Regions from separate parts of the Mus musculus genome. Here region 2 is linked to region 1. The links are chromatin loops, found by intact Hi-C in ENCODE. Cell type or tissue: left cerebral cortex. All regions are shown on one strand. Each heading gives the region's core, and the rest is flanking DNA. Links, peaks and the distances in the headings are about the cores only. Region 1 holds the start of Pigp (phosphatidylinositol glycan anchor biosynthesis, class P). Region 2 has its middle 15 kb from the start of Ripply3.

Region 1 (6,988 bases), core at 927-4,926:
TGAGGAAGCAAGGCAGCACCTACTTCACAGGTTCACTTCATGCAAAACACAAAGCTCTCAGGCCAAACAATGATTCCACGAAAGAGCCAGTAACTGTAGCTTCTTCATCCCACTACACTACAGCTAAGCTAGTACTTTTCACTTAAGAATTGGGAAGGATACCTCCACATAGACATTCTGATTTCTATCAAGGACCAGGTTGGATTGTGGGCATTCAATTTTCTACCACTTGATTGCCTCATATCTTCCAAACTATTTGAAGAGGGACTTTGGTTCTGTTTGTTGAGTTGGTCATATTAAGTTTGTTTTTGTTCTTTGTTTTTGTTTTGTTTTGTTTTGTAAGCCTCAGTGGCCTCATCTACAAAATGGAACATTGTGGGCATTAATGCAGATCCCAGACGTTAAGGGTACATTCTTACACCTGACTTCTCTGGCCCATTATCTTCACTCTTCAGCTACAGCATGCTATCCTGGAGCTATAAGCATCTCACTTCCAAACCTTCACAGGCCTTCACTCAGAGACTCTATCCATGGTCCTTCCTGACTTATTCTGATAGAACTGCCAGGGAGTGGCCTGGAGGTAGCTAACCCCAATTTCTAAACCTTCCAAGGCTCTTCCAGGGCACTCATCATGCTCTCTGAACTGTGGGTTTACTATGCTTCTCCACATGACTATGACCTCAAGGATTGGGGCCAGGTTTTATTCACATTAGCATCAAGCCTAGTGCTAAATAAATATTGGAGAGTTCATCTAGAACTGCATACATAAACTGAGCAAACAAACGGTACCCCTTTTAGGACTCGTGAAGAGACACAGGTAGAAAGAATCAACAGTTCATGTGTGTACGTTCTAAGGACAAACACATTATTTCCTGGTTCTCAATACCATTAAGGGCCTTGGCCATCCATCATTCCAGTACTTACTGAAGCCAAATTGTGAGCTTAGGAAAAGAACAAAGCCATAAATCGCTCTTTCTGGCAATGGCGACGGTGAATTTTCCACCATCTTCCCTGTGGCTTTAGACAATCTGTGGAAAAGGAACACAATCGTCGTCAGACATCTCCCCCCGCCCCCCTTCACCAATGGTCTGTTACATAATCTCATCGCTTGCTGCGGACACAGCCACTGCGGATGTTCGCGCGCGCGCGCCACTGCAGCTGAGGGGGCGGCGGGAGCGCGCGCTGCGGGGAAAATGCGCACCTCGGACCCTCTGAGGCGAGGAAGGGGCCCGGGCTGGACAGAGGCCCCGAGTCCTGCCCTCTCATGATGGGCCCTGTCCCAGCCTTCGTGAGGCTCAGAGGAAACAGGAGGCCCGGGACCTTGAGTCCTGCGAGCACCGACGCCCACCCGTCCCCACCCTTCAGCCCCACTCAGTCCAATGCGCAGGCGCGGCTCAGCTACCCCCGCAGCGTGGGCGGAAATTAAAAAAAAAAAAAAACCTGAGGAAAAGCAGAGGCTGGCAGGCGCCCCCGCCGCTTGGCGCAGGCGCACCGCGACCGCAGCGAGGGGGCTAGCACGGTCTCACCACCCACCCCACCGAGCTGAGGGGGCGACGCGGCGACTGCGCATGCGCACCCTAAGCCACGTGACCCGCCCGCCTCAGGAGCCGCGGAGCGTTCGCTCTGCGGGTCTGGTTGACGTGGAGGGCCGGAGGCGTCGGCAGCCCGCGTCTGAGGCTCGCGGGCTGCGGGCCCGGGTGAGTGCAGACCCTGCGCGCGGCGGGGCTCACGGAAGCGTCTGCGCGTCCCGCCGCAGCCGAGATGCCCGGGCATCGGGGCGCTCCACACCTCCCTCCGTGGGTGTGTGGTGAGTGTGGGTGTGCGCGTCGCCGCGCGTCTCGCCGAGCGCCCGCGCGCTGAGGGGGTGTGGCCGCCCTTGCCCTTGTGGGTGTGTTCCCTTTGTCCAGTGACCCTCGGGCGTCCTTAACGGTAGAAGGGGGGTCTTTTGTGTGCGCGTCGCCTGGCGTGCGGGTGACATCCCGGGTCAGGTACCCGTTCCCGCGTTCCGAGCGCTCGGGGACGCGCCTCTGGGTCTGCGGCTGGCCCGCTTTGTTCCTACGCTCTCCCTTCCCTACGACGGCGTGGGCGTCCTTCTCATCCTCTGAGGATGGTGGTTCCCCTCCCACCTTTGTCACTGCCTTCCCTGTGGTGTGCGCGCCCCCTCCTCAGCACCCGCGCGCGCCCGCCCACCCGCCGCTGCGGCAGGCTGCAGTGGCAGGCGCGCGCGTGCGTCCTCGAGGGTCCCCAAAGGTGCGCTGTGTAGGGGCCCTGTGGCGTGCGCGGGGTTGGAATTGCGGTGACGCGCGTGCGCGCTGCCCCTGGTCTGTGTGTGCGCGCCTCTCCCCCCCACCCCCACCCCCGTTTCTGGGAGGACCCGGGAGGGACGCAGAGCTGCCCCCCACCCCACCTCCCCACCTGCAGCCTTTTCCTACGCCTGCGCAGGGCTGCTGCTCCGCAGTGCTGGCGACGTCACTGAGGCCTGGGCTGCCATCTCCTATTGGGGAGGGGACAGACTAGGGGGGTGGGGGGACAAAGGACCAAAATGAAGCCGAGGGTGTGTCGGTACCACTGCACGGTACCTTTCTCAGAAGCTTGTAGTTTCCAGACGTCCTTCAGTTTGCAAATTCTTTCCACCGTTTGTGCTTGTGCCTCTCACCAGGCGATGGCTAACACTGGGTATTGCAGGGTGTTTATAGCAGCCTTTTAAAGCTCTGGACTCTGGCGAGGGATCAAGGGAACAGGGTTGAAATCATACAGGTTTTACTGCTCTCTCCGGGGCAGTTTTCTCACAACCACAGCTCTAGTTAGAACACGTTCTTTCAAGAAATGTGTATTTTATTTTAAGAAAAATGGGTTTGTTATACGGTAAAACTCTCCTAGGGATTCAATTGCCACTACTGTGCTTGTCAGGGGTTTGTGCTTTGCGCTCAAGGGCTGCGGATTGTCTTTCTCTCCTGCTCGGTTTTCTTATTGTTGCTTAATTTTCCTTTTTTCTCTTTTAATTTCTGGAATACTTAGAGATTAAACACAGGTAGATCTAACCAAATCAGGCCATTTTGTTTGTTATATATTTATTTTTTTGCCAAATTTACTTCAGATTCTCCAAAACAAACAAAAACAAAAACAAACAAAAAAAAGCTTAAACATTTTTGGAGATGCTGAGAGTTTGAGCCCCTCCTTACCTAGAGATAGCCACTGTGTTCAGGTTTGTGTGTATCATTTCCATGCATAACTTATAATTTGGTAATGGTGAATATATAAACAATACATAGTATTTGTTTTTAACCAAAGTGATATAAAATTGTGACTTTTTGCAACTTGCTTTTTCACTCAGCATCACGTTTTGAGATTTATATATGAATAAATCGAATAATTGTACTTTCTTTGAATTATTATAAATGTTGGTATAGCACTGCATTGTACTCATTTTGATGGACTTTGGAATTGTTTATAGTCTTTACTCTTTAAAACGGTCCTGCAATAAATATCTCTGTACCTGTTTGCTGTGCACACTTTTGGAGTTTCTCTAGGACATACCCTTAAGCATAATTTTGCTGGGTAGTAGAATATATACATCTTCCACTTAACCAGATATGATAGAAACGTTCAAAGTGGTTGTACCAGTTTTAATGGTCACTGATATGGAGAACACCCATTTCCTCACATGCTTGCTAACAAACTTTTTTTTCCTCTTTTTACTGACCATCTTATTTATGACTTTAGCTTTCTGCTAAATTTGCTTAAAAGACTGCCTTTTGTCTAGCCATGTGACAGCAAATGGGTTAAACTCTCACAGCTGGTTGGTTCGGTCTTTAATGATTTTGGTCCTCATAACATTCATTGAAATGAACAGTTATGTTATCTAATGTTGCTTTGGCTGATGTAAAGATAAGATTTCATGGTATGTTATATGTACCTCCCACACAGCAAGTGAACTGATAGAATTAAAAACACTTTAAAGGTATGATGTTTTTCTTTAAATCCTTTCCTCTTTGATGTAGTACTTGATATATTCAGAATACATGTAACTTATTTATTGACAAACTGTGAAGTAAAACAAATGAACACTTACAAGTCTACCAGTGGGACCAAGAATCAACCTAACCAGTATTGAATATTTCACTTTCAGAGGTGATTATCCTGAATTCATGTTATTCTTGTATTTTAAACATTTTTATCAGATTTTTGTGTATCATTTAGCACTGAATTGTGTGTATAGCTTCTGTGTTTGAGTAAAGCACATTATTCTGGGTATAGTCTTCTGAAACTTACTTTCACTAAATGCTGTGTTTCTAAGTAACTAATACTCCGTAGAGATGTAAGCCATTAATTCTTTACTGCTTGTGTAACGATGGATGAATATAATGCGGTTTACTTCTGTTTCTGTTGGTGGGCATTTTGACTGTTCTGTTTTCCCATAGAAATGTAACCAGCACACCCACTTGGAAGAACTATGGTATAGCTGCAAGTAGGAAAGCAAAAGAATAGTTTAAAATGCTGGAAAGGCCTCTTTTAATTCTAGCACTTCCTCTGTCCACTTATATAGAAAGTGGTATAATTTGTTTTTTTCTGTTAATTTTTAGTGTTTCTAATTACTTTTATTCAACTCAATTGTGTGATAAAACTAGCTATAATACCTACAAAGGTTTGACACCTATTTACTTGTGTGGGTATATGTGCCATGGCACATGCAGGGAGCCTGGAGGACACATGTGGATTGGGGATTGGGCTCTGGTTGTCAGGTTTGGTGGCAAGCACTCCTACCCACTGAGCCAACCTGCTGGCCTAGTTATGTATTTGGAAAAACCATAGTTTTACTTTAAAATGTCCTTTTGATACTCTAGAAATTTATCCTTTGCAATGCTGAACTCTTTCAGATATCGTTAGTAGCTCGAGGGAATTACATAAGTTTCAAAAGCATCTTTAGTGCTTTGTGAATAGATTGGAGTACCCAGCATCATGAGTTATTTAGTAGGAGTGGAACTGCTGGTTTTTAGGGGTATGAATGTTCAACTTTATAAAATGATTTCAAACTGGATCTGAAGTGTTAGTACCAGCTTGTGTTTTTACTTAATAGTTTTGTCAGTTTCTATACTTTGATCAGCGTTATATGAGAGTTTTAGGCAACCTGCAGCCTGTTAAACACTTGTTATCTTAGATCTCTTTGTATTTGCCAGTAGTGCAACATGGTGCATCATTGTGGTTAAAATTTGCATTTATTAATGAGATTGAGACTCTTCACATAGCGTCAGGTGTTTCCCTTGTGTGGAAAACATGGCCCTGTTTTTTCACCTACTTTTAAAGAATACTGAATTGTCTTTTTAAGCTGACAAACTGGGAGCACTTTTTATTAAATGTGCATTGAAAAAACTCAGAGCATGTGACACAAGTTTTCAACCACTAAACTACATTGTACAGCCCAATTCTTAATTTTAATATCCAATGAAAATGTCCCCTGCTTTGGACATACTAAGATGTCCACTGTGTTTCTTTTTAGACATTTTTTAAATGATGCATTTCTCACTTAAATTCATAATCCACCTGTAATCAGTTTTTGTGTATGCTGTGAGCTAGTGACTCATTCATCTTGTCACCTTCTCTGTTGTATATATTGAATTTGACTTCTGTTTACCAGAGTTGTAGCATCTCACTTGCCTGCTGAGTGTTTCTGTGTATGGATCTGTTTCTGGCTTGTCTTTTTGTCACCTCATCTTTATCTGTTGGTACCTATTCTTTCTTAGTTATTACCACTGTAGCTTTACCTGAAATCTGGTGTGTTTGTTTTGGTTTGGTTTTTGGACATAGAGAGGGTCATGTTGTGAAGCACAGTATTTGTTAAATGGTGCCGTGATTCAACCCAGGCAGGGCCTTGAGCGTGCTACTCAGTTACTGTACCACTGAGCTGCATTCTTAGCTGCATTCTTAGCCCTTCAGTAATCTGCCCAGGAAACTCTTGAGTCTCACCTGTTCCTGGACCTTTGACCTTTAAGAATCAGTCTTGAAAAACCCTTTGGGGCTTAAGTGAAGTCAATCCAACCAGTTTTGTGGAGAATTGAAATTGGTTGCTGTTATAAATAATACTTTTTTTCTGCTTTGTATTTTATTTCTCATATTTTGAACTCCATTCTTTTTTTTTTTTTTTGTCATTTGTAATGTTAATGTTTAGGGTTTTTTTTTTCCTTTTCAATTTATTGTGTGTGTTTTCATGTTCTGGCATACTTTTAAATGTGTGTTCAGTTGAAGTGGTTATGGTTGTTCATTAGAAGTGATTATAGTAGTGCACATACTCATTTCCAATTTCAAAGAAATGGATGAACTGTTAACAGTAGCATTTGTGGAAGGTTTTATAGATAACTTGTCACGTTAGGGGAGGCTTTCCATTTTGTCACATGCTTTTCTATATCTTCTGAGATTCTGTTTCATCTTTTCCCCAGTCCATCAAATGAAATTAATTACAAATTACATTTAAAAAAAAATTATATGTATGGTTGTATTACTTACATATGTCTTGTGTACCACTTTTATGCCTGGTGCCCACAAAAGCCAGAAGTGGACATTGGAGTATAGCCAGTTGTGAACCACCTTGTGGCTGCTGGGAATTGAACTCAGGACCTCTGGAAGAGCAGTAAGTGCTCTTAACTGCTGAGCCATCTCTCCAGTCCCAAATTCAGATTTTAATTACATTTTTACTTTATTTTTTCTGGAGATAGATCCAAATTGGCCTTAATAGGTTATCTTTTTAATGGTACTACTGTTTGATCATTATTTGTTTTGTTTTGTTTGAGATAGTATTTCTTTGTGTAGCTTGGTTGTCCTAGAACTAGCTTGGTAGACCAGGCTGGCCTCAAACTCAAAGAGTTCTACCTGCCTCTGCCTCCCAAGTGCTGGGTTTAAAGGCGTGTATCACCACCACCTGGCTTGATCATGTCTTATCCAAGATTTTGTACCTTATAAACAGACCCTTCCCTTCTTTCCACTTTTGACACAG
Region 2 (6,988 bases), core at 1,660-5,659, 59 kb before region 1:
ACCTTAACAACCTTTTACCATATACCTCCGCTGTTCATCCTTCTATCCTCTTGACTGAAGGTAGAACCTTCAGAATGTATTAATTTAGCAGGCTGGTAGGTTGCAGCAACCCCAAAGCTAAAATTAGCATAAGCTCACATCAGAAACCTGGAGTAGAGAGCTGGGCGGTCTGTGGAGCCTGCATACCTGAGGTCTCTGGTTTGTTTTTTTAAATGGTGTCTCACATCTCCCAGGTTGGCCTCTGCCCTAGTTAGGTTTCTATTGCTGTGTTAAAACATCACAACTGTAGAGATTCAAATAAGAGTGCCCTCCATAGGCTCATATATTTGAATATTTTGTCCCTAATTGGTGAATTGTTTGGGGCGGGACCAGGAGTCATTGCCTTGAATCACTGGAAAGGGGCTTTGAGATTTTAAAGGACTGGAGAGCTGGGCCATGGCCAGTGCCCTCCTTCAATCCCAGCACTTGAGAGGCAGTGGTAGGGGGATCTCTGAATTAGAGACCAGCCTGGTTTACATAGTGAGTTGCAGGACAGCCAAGGCTGAACAAAGAAACCCTGTCTCAAATATATATATATATATATAAACAAACAACGAGAAAGACCGAAGGGATTCCCAGTGTACACATGCTGGGTGCTCTCTCAGTTCCTCACAGTTGAAGACCAAAATGGGAACTATTTCTTCACTCTGCCATCGCAGACTCGAACCCTCAGAGACCGGGACCCATACTGATCGTCTCCTTGTAGAAGTTTCCTTGGTCATGTTGTTATCCAGCGACACAAACTGACTAAGGCAACCAAAAGCGACTTGGGGAGGACAGGGTTTATTTCAGCTTACAACCCTCAGGCCACACTCCACCACTGAGAGAAATCAGGGCAGGAACTCAAGGCAGGAATCTGGAGACAGGAAGTGAAGCAGCAGCTGTAGAGAAGGCTGCTCACTGGCTTGCTCTCCACAGGCTGCACAGCCTGCTTTTCAGTGCTACCCAGGACCACCTGTGCGGGAGGGGGGGGCACCACCCACGGTGAGATGTACCTCCCACATCAATCGATCGAGACGGTACCCTCACAGACTTGCCTACAGGCTCATCTTATGGAGGCAACTGTCTCATATCCCCTCTTCCAAGATATATCTAGGTTTGTGCCAAATGGGAAAAAACCTACAAGCACAGCCATCCCCTAAGTAGCCAAGGCTGGCCCTGAGCCCCAATCCTCTCATTTCTACTTCCTAGTGCTAGGACTGTAGGCGTATTCATTTTTCTGTGATTAAATCTGCTCTGGTGTCTAACTTTATAGTCCTAACCATAACACACCATTTAGCAAAAAAAAAAAACAAAATAGTTAATACTTACACAGACAGTCACCAACCAGCCTTTGCAGCAGTAGCTAACTACAACATGTTGCAGACACAAAGAGGTGTTCTAAAACCCCTGGCCAGCCTGTTCAAATGGCCAACAGGTATCGGGATTGTTGAATACTATGTTTGCCCAAACAAGTGGCAATTTAAAAGATATGGAGCTGAAGAGATGATGGCTCAGTGGTTAAGAGAACTGGCTGTTCTATCCAAAAGACCAGGGTTCAATTCTCTACACCCATACTGGAACTGACAAGTCTATAACTCAATTCCAAAGGATCAGACATGGAGATGTCTGCTCACCACAGGCACCACACAAGGGGTACACAGGCATATATTCAAGGAAACACAAGCACCTGTATATACACACACACACACAATAGGGATGAATAATGTTTTTTAAACTTCAGGACTGGGGTAAGGACACTAGCTGCCCAAGGGCAAACACCCAAGTTCAAATCCCTAGCACCCACCTAAAAACCTGGGCATAGCCACATGTGCACCTGAAACCCCAGCACTGTGTGGGTCAGGGAGAGAAAAGAAAGGGGTGTGGCTGGAACTTGCTGTCATCCAGATCAGTAGGGACTCTGTCCCAAGGGAGAGTGATAGACCAGGAGTGATAGATATCCTCCTCCGGGTTACTCAGCAAACAGGCACAGTGCTCTCTCTGTCTCTCTTTGTCTCATACACACACACACACACACACACACACACAGAGAGAGAGAGAGAGAGAGAGAGAGAGAGAGACAGAGACAGAGACAGAGACAGAGAAAAGGGGGGGGGGGCTTCAGAATTACAAAGTCTTTCCTAAGGCATGCCTGGGAGACAAAGACCTAAATGATAGAGTTAAAACCTTTTTTGTATTGGAGAGAGAAAGATCCCAAACCAAGGAGAGACAGGACCCTAACAGATGCCTCTCCCTTGTGCTGAAAGCTTTAGATTATTATTTCCCATCTCAGTTCGTTGTGAACCCTGTCTTCATAAACTACAGAAAGGCTGGGTAATCCTCAGCTGTATTGGATGGTCAACCGAGCAGCAAACTCAAAACCCTCTGGCAGTATTCTACCCACTCTGACGCTTTCATAACAGTTTGCAAATATTTTTGCAAATATCGCAAAAACAGTTTGTATTACAAAATGTCTGAGATATTTGGGATTCACTTTGGTTTATTTTCTTTAATAAAAAATGACAATTTAGAGACACCACAAGTGAAGATAATGGTACCACTTTCACTGACATTGTTTCCTTATAAACATTGCTTATCCAATCCCCCTGCTTTCCATAAATCTTCTTCGTATTTGAAGAGATCTTTCACTTTTCATTTCTTCAGTATAATTATTTTCTTATTTTTGGGGGGAGAGGTATTGGGGACTGAACCTAGTCCTGACTCAGGATAGACAAATCTTGGCTAAAGATAAACCCCAGGTTTTAGAATGGCAAAACTCATTTAAATCTTCCCTTCATTCTTTCATTAAAAACAATACGAAGTTTTTACTAGTTGTCCCTTCTCACAGAAAAATAATAGTTATATAGTATTCGTGTATGCCTAGCTTTCTTCCATTTGCCGGTGAAATCTAGAAACCCCTCTCTCCGATGACATCTCTTCTGCACAACCGAATGGTGCTGCATTGCGGATTCATCCAACCAATTACTGTTGTGCTGGCTCTGACGCTGTCTGCAGAGCTGTGCCCCTGCAGGCCACTACACTGAGCAACCAGGTTTCACATGCCCCCCCACTGCGGTGTTCCTAAAGGGTGAGTGGGTACAGGAAAAATACATACGAAGTGCATGGACAACATCAAAGTTCCCTCTACCGGAGTGATCCCACTTTTCACCTACTCCGAAGTGTGAGCCTGTTTCCCCTCAGACTAGCGGAGTCCCACGGCGGGGTGAAGGCACGGGCTGCGCTCTGGCTCTTGGAGAGATACCGAGTATCCTTCCACCCAGCAGAAACCAGGCATTACGTCATGTGGTGCGCGTCCGCCATTCCCGTCCCCTCTTTAAATTGACTTTTTCGTTACCCTCAATCTTCAAGATCCATCTACGTATTATGGACACTAATCTTTCATCTGTGACATATACTAGAAATGGTTTTGATCATTTATCAGTTGTCTCTTACATTATTTAGGGTTTTTGGATTTTCTTTTTTTTTTCTTTTTTTAACCTACGCAGTTGCTTTTTCCTTTCAGGAGGGCGGGAGGCACTTCCCAGCGAGTTCCGGTCGCGCGACTGCACGCATGCGCAGTGGTGGTGGACCAAGGGCCCCCGGATGAGGACCCACCGGAAGCCCCGCCTCCGGCGCCGAAGCCCCACTCGCAGCGCTGTGGGCTGTGGCCCCGACTCACGCTGCAGTGCTGGGACGATACCCCGGCCCCAGCCCGCCATCCTGCTGGTCGACGGCTCCAGCCCGCTGGCGAGTCCCCGACACCCGCCGCCGCGGCGCCTCGCTTACCTCGCAGCCCTGAGCGCGGCTGCCCGCTCCGCAGGGTGATCGCACTGAGATCCCGCTGCGCCCCCTGGCGGCCGCGGCGAGCAGCGCGCGGGGATGCGCACTGCGCAAAGCTGCCCTTGCGTCGGGGACGCGCAGCCAGTCTGCCATCTGCCCCTGCAATCTGGATCCCCAGCTCCCTGTCCCCTGCAAAGCCAGGCTTGCCATTCGCGCAGCACCGCGTGCCAGACACATTTGCCTCTAGGTACCCACCCCGCCCGCGGCGTCTTTTCCCAGTACCAGAAGACAGATGCTCAGATTTCCCACCCAGTGTCTAGCAATTCAGTTCCAGAGCCAACCCCCTCGTTATCAGGTCCCAGCTATGACAGCTGGGAAAGCCAGAGCTAGGCAGGGGGTTCTTACATAACCCAGAATCACTTGCCCAAGTGTACAACCACAGTAGGCTGAGCCCAGCATAAATCAAGAAAATACCATATGTATATGGTATATATAGAGGGGGAACACGATCTTTTTTCTTTCTCTGCCTAGCTCTGATGTCCCCACTTAAGATGGCAGCCCCAAGTGGGTGTATAAGCTACCCTCATTTCTGCCCATCCAGTCGGAATTGTGAGATGGCCACACGAGAACCCACCCCACCTCAGGCTTAAGTAGCTCCCTACAACAGCGCTTCACTGTTTCCACCCCTTTCACCTGAGAAATTTTCTCACAACCCCAGTGTTTAGCTATATAACGTAGTTACATAAATCAAACGTCTCCTAACAAATTACAAGATAATTCTTAGGTTACTTGAAGGCAAATCTGCACACTAGTGTGCTTGGTTTTACATAAAGAGCACATACAGACTGAATAATATTTGATACTGTAGAGTATTGTGCTAGTATTTGAGGAGAAAAGGATTATTTCTGCTTCCACTTGTAGCCCGACATGAAGTCAAGGCAACATTGGAGGCAGGAACTGGTGATGAGCCCTGGAAGCAGGGAGGGAGCCGGATTGGAAGCTTGCTGGGCTAGGTTTCTTATATAACCCAGAATCGATTGCCCAAGTGTACAACCACGGTGGGCTGGGCTCGACATAAGTCAAGAAAATAAAACATATATGTATTTTTTTTTTCTGATCCTTGGTCTTTCTCTGCCTAGCTCTGGCTGGCCTGGAGCTCCCTCCCTATGCAGACTGACTTGACTTGAGCTCACAGAGCTCCTGCCTCTGCCTCCCGAGTGAGGTTTTTAAGGTGTGCAGCACTGCAGCCTGCTCTATAAGCCAGCCTTGTGGAGGCACTGTCTCTTGAGGTTTCCCATTTCCAGATGAACCTACTTGTGTCAAGCTGACAACAAAACTAACCACCACAGGTGTCTTCTGTGTGTGTCAGAATTGATCAATATTTGACTTTTACAATCAGTGCCGAGAACGCCGCCTCGCATAAATATCTGTATCAGACTGCAGAAGTATATTTAAGGCCATTTCAGAAAATGCTAGAAATTCCTTGCTAATCTCAAGCCAAAATTTACTAAAGATTTCTTATATGAAGCTCAACCCAGGCAGCAGCTTTGAAAATCAAACATTCCATGCCGGGTATGGTGGCGCACGCCTTTAATCCCAGCACTTGGAAGGCAGAGGCAGGTGGATTTCTGAGTTCGAGGCCAGCCTGGTCTACAAAGTGAGTTCCAGGACAACCAGGGCTACACAGAGAAACCCTGTCTTGAAAACGAAAATAAGAAAAAAATAAAAGAAAATCAAACATTCCAACATGATACACCCCAAAGCTATATGTACTAGCTTGATACATGCTGACAAATGACATTAGGAGAATATAGAAAGCCTTTGCTTCTGTAATTAAATCATTAAGTTTCTGTAAGAGCAGAAAACTTCCTGTGTAAGTTGGCACAGGGCCATCATGGGTGCCAAGCCCAGATGTGTTAGACAGGCTATAGTGAGGTCAGGATACCACATGGACAAGTGCTGCCAGACACACTGACACATTATGCATTTGACTGGGGTTAGCTTATGGTTGTTATGTCCAAAACCTTCTACTGTTGACAGGTTCTTAGAGACCAACACATTCAGCCACATGACCACATATGGGGTGCAATACCATTTAAGAAACTGGGACCTAGAAAGACTCACCCAACACTGGTAACAGCAACTTGCTGTTACCAGATTATCTCAGAGGATACAACCCAGAATAAAGAGAAGCATGCATAGCTAATGTGGGGAAGAGAAGGGCAGGAGGGTTTCATACCTCTCTGAGATGGTCACCTCCCTGAACCTGTGTAAGCCACCTACTACTGCCTGGCCTGGAATTTACATACCCTCCTGCCTCTGCTTCTGGAGTGCTGAGCTTGCGTGTATCATCATGTTCCCTTAAAAGTATTTGAAATTGTTCTTGTCTGACTTCTTTTTTTTTCTTTCTGTTAACTATAAAAACTTCATGAAGTTGTCACCACACTGGAGCTTTGTATTTGGAGCAACCCAAATCCATATTCAGTCATATCTGGATCCAGAATAAGTAATTTATTCTCTTTAAGATAGGAGCTGAATTTAGCAGCCACAATCCTTAGGTCATTGAGAGTGACCCTGAAGGGGACTATAGGATCCTGTCCTCTGTTTCAGGATATTTGATCACACCCCGAGATTGTGTTATTTACTGGAAAACCTTCTTTTTAGTTGTGGTGTGGCTCAGTCTTAGCACACACCTTTAGTCTAAGAACATTCTTCTTGAATATTGTAAACATGATTAAACAAAGTCAATAGGTCAAGAGTCGGAAACAGCAACCAGTTGACAGGAAGTGAACATAAGATTAATAAGAAAAAACCATAGAGTCAGAGGGAGTGAGGGGGCAGATAGGGAGATGGACAGGAAGTAAAAGGGAGGGATGTTCAGTTTGAAAGATCATGAATCAAAAGAATAATTAGAGAGAGAAAGAAAGAAAGAAAGAGAGAGAGAGAGAGAGAGAGAGAAAGAAAGAAAGAAAGAAAGAAAGAAAGAAAGAAAGAAAGAAAGAAAGGAAAAGAAAAGAAAGGAAGGAAGAAAGAAGCTGAGGCAGGAGGATTGTCATGAATTTTTTGAGAACCTGTCTCAAAAGCAACCAAATAAACAAAAGATTAACAAAAGCCCTGACCTCTAGTACCTTGGCTTATGACCTTTGAAGCAGTGTGACCAGTCGATCATCTGACCGGTGTTTTACAATTT

What was found. Peaks named below come from ENCODE experiments on the same cell type or tissue, not always from the same donor. Only the 100,000 strongest peaks of a DNase experiment are listed, where the experiment ranks them.
Region 2: it touches region 1 in a loop (9-fold over the local background); 14 of 42 quality-filtered maps call a loop at or near these places.

Annotation. Positions count from the first base shown.
Region 1 is chr16:94,369,165-94,376,152 of GRCm38, forward strand. Pigp (phosphatidylinositol glycan anchor biosynthesis, class P) reads right to left here and starts at 1,386. Exons shown (of 5, transcript NM_001159618.1): 1 at 1,202-1,386; 2 at 925-1,028. The coding sequence starts at 1,266. It overlaps Ttc3 (tetratricopeptide repeat domain 3), which reads left to right and starts at 1,575. Exons shown (of 46, transcript NM_009441.2): 1 at 1,575-1,697. In left cerebral cortex, for the core only: CTCF peaks have their summits at 1,295 and 2,666; DNase peaks (open chromatin) are centred at 1,141, 1,521, 2,159, 2,506 and 1 more place; H3K4me3 peaks cover 3,952 bases; H3K27ac peaks cover 2,083 bases.
Region 2 is chr16:94,309,714-94,316,701 of GRCm38, forward strand. It overlaps a transcript of Hlcs not described here. Among named protein-coding and RNA genes, the nearest start is that of Ripply3, 15 kb to the right of the region's middle. In left cerebral cortex, for the core only: CTCF peaks have their summits at 3,041 and 3,866 (motif pointing left); DNase peaks (open chromatin) are centred at 3,084, 3,261, 3,656, 3,934 and 1 more place; H3K4me3 peaks cover 2,139 bases; H3K27ac peaks cover 3,264 bases.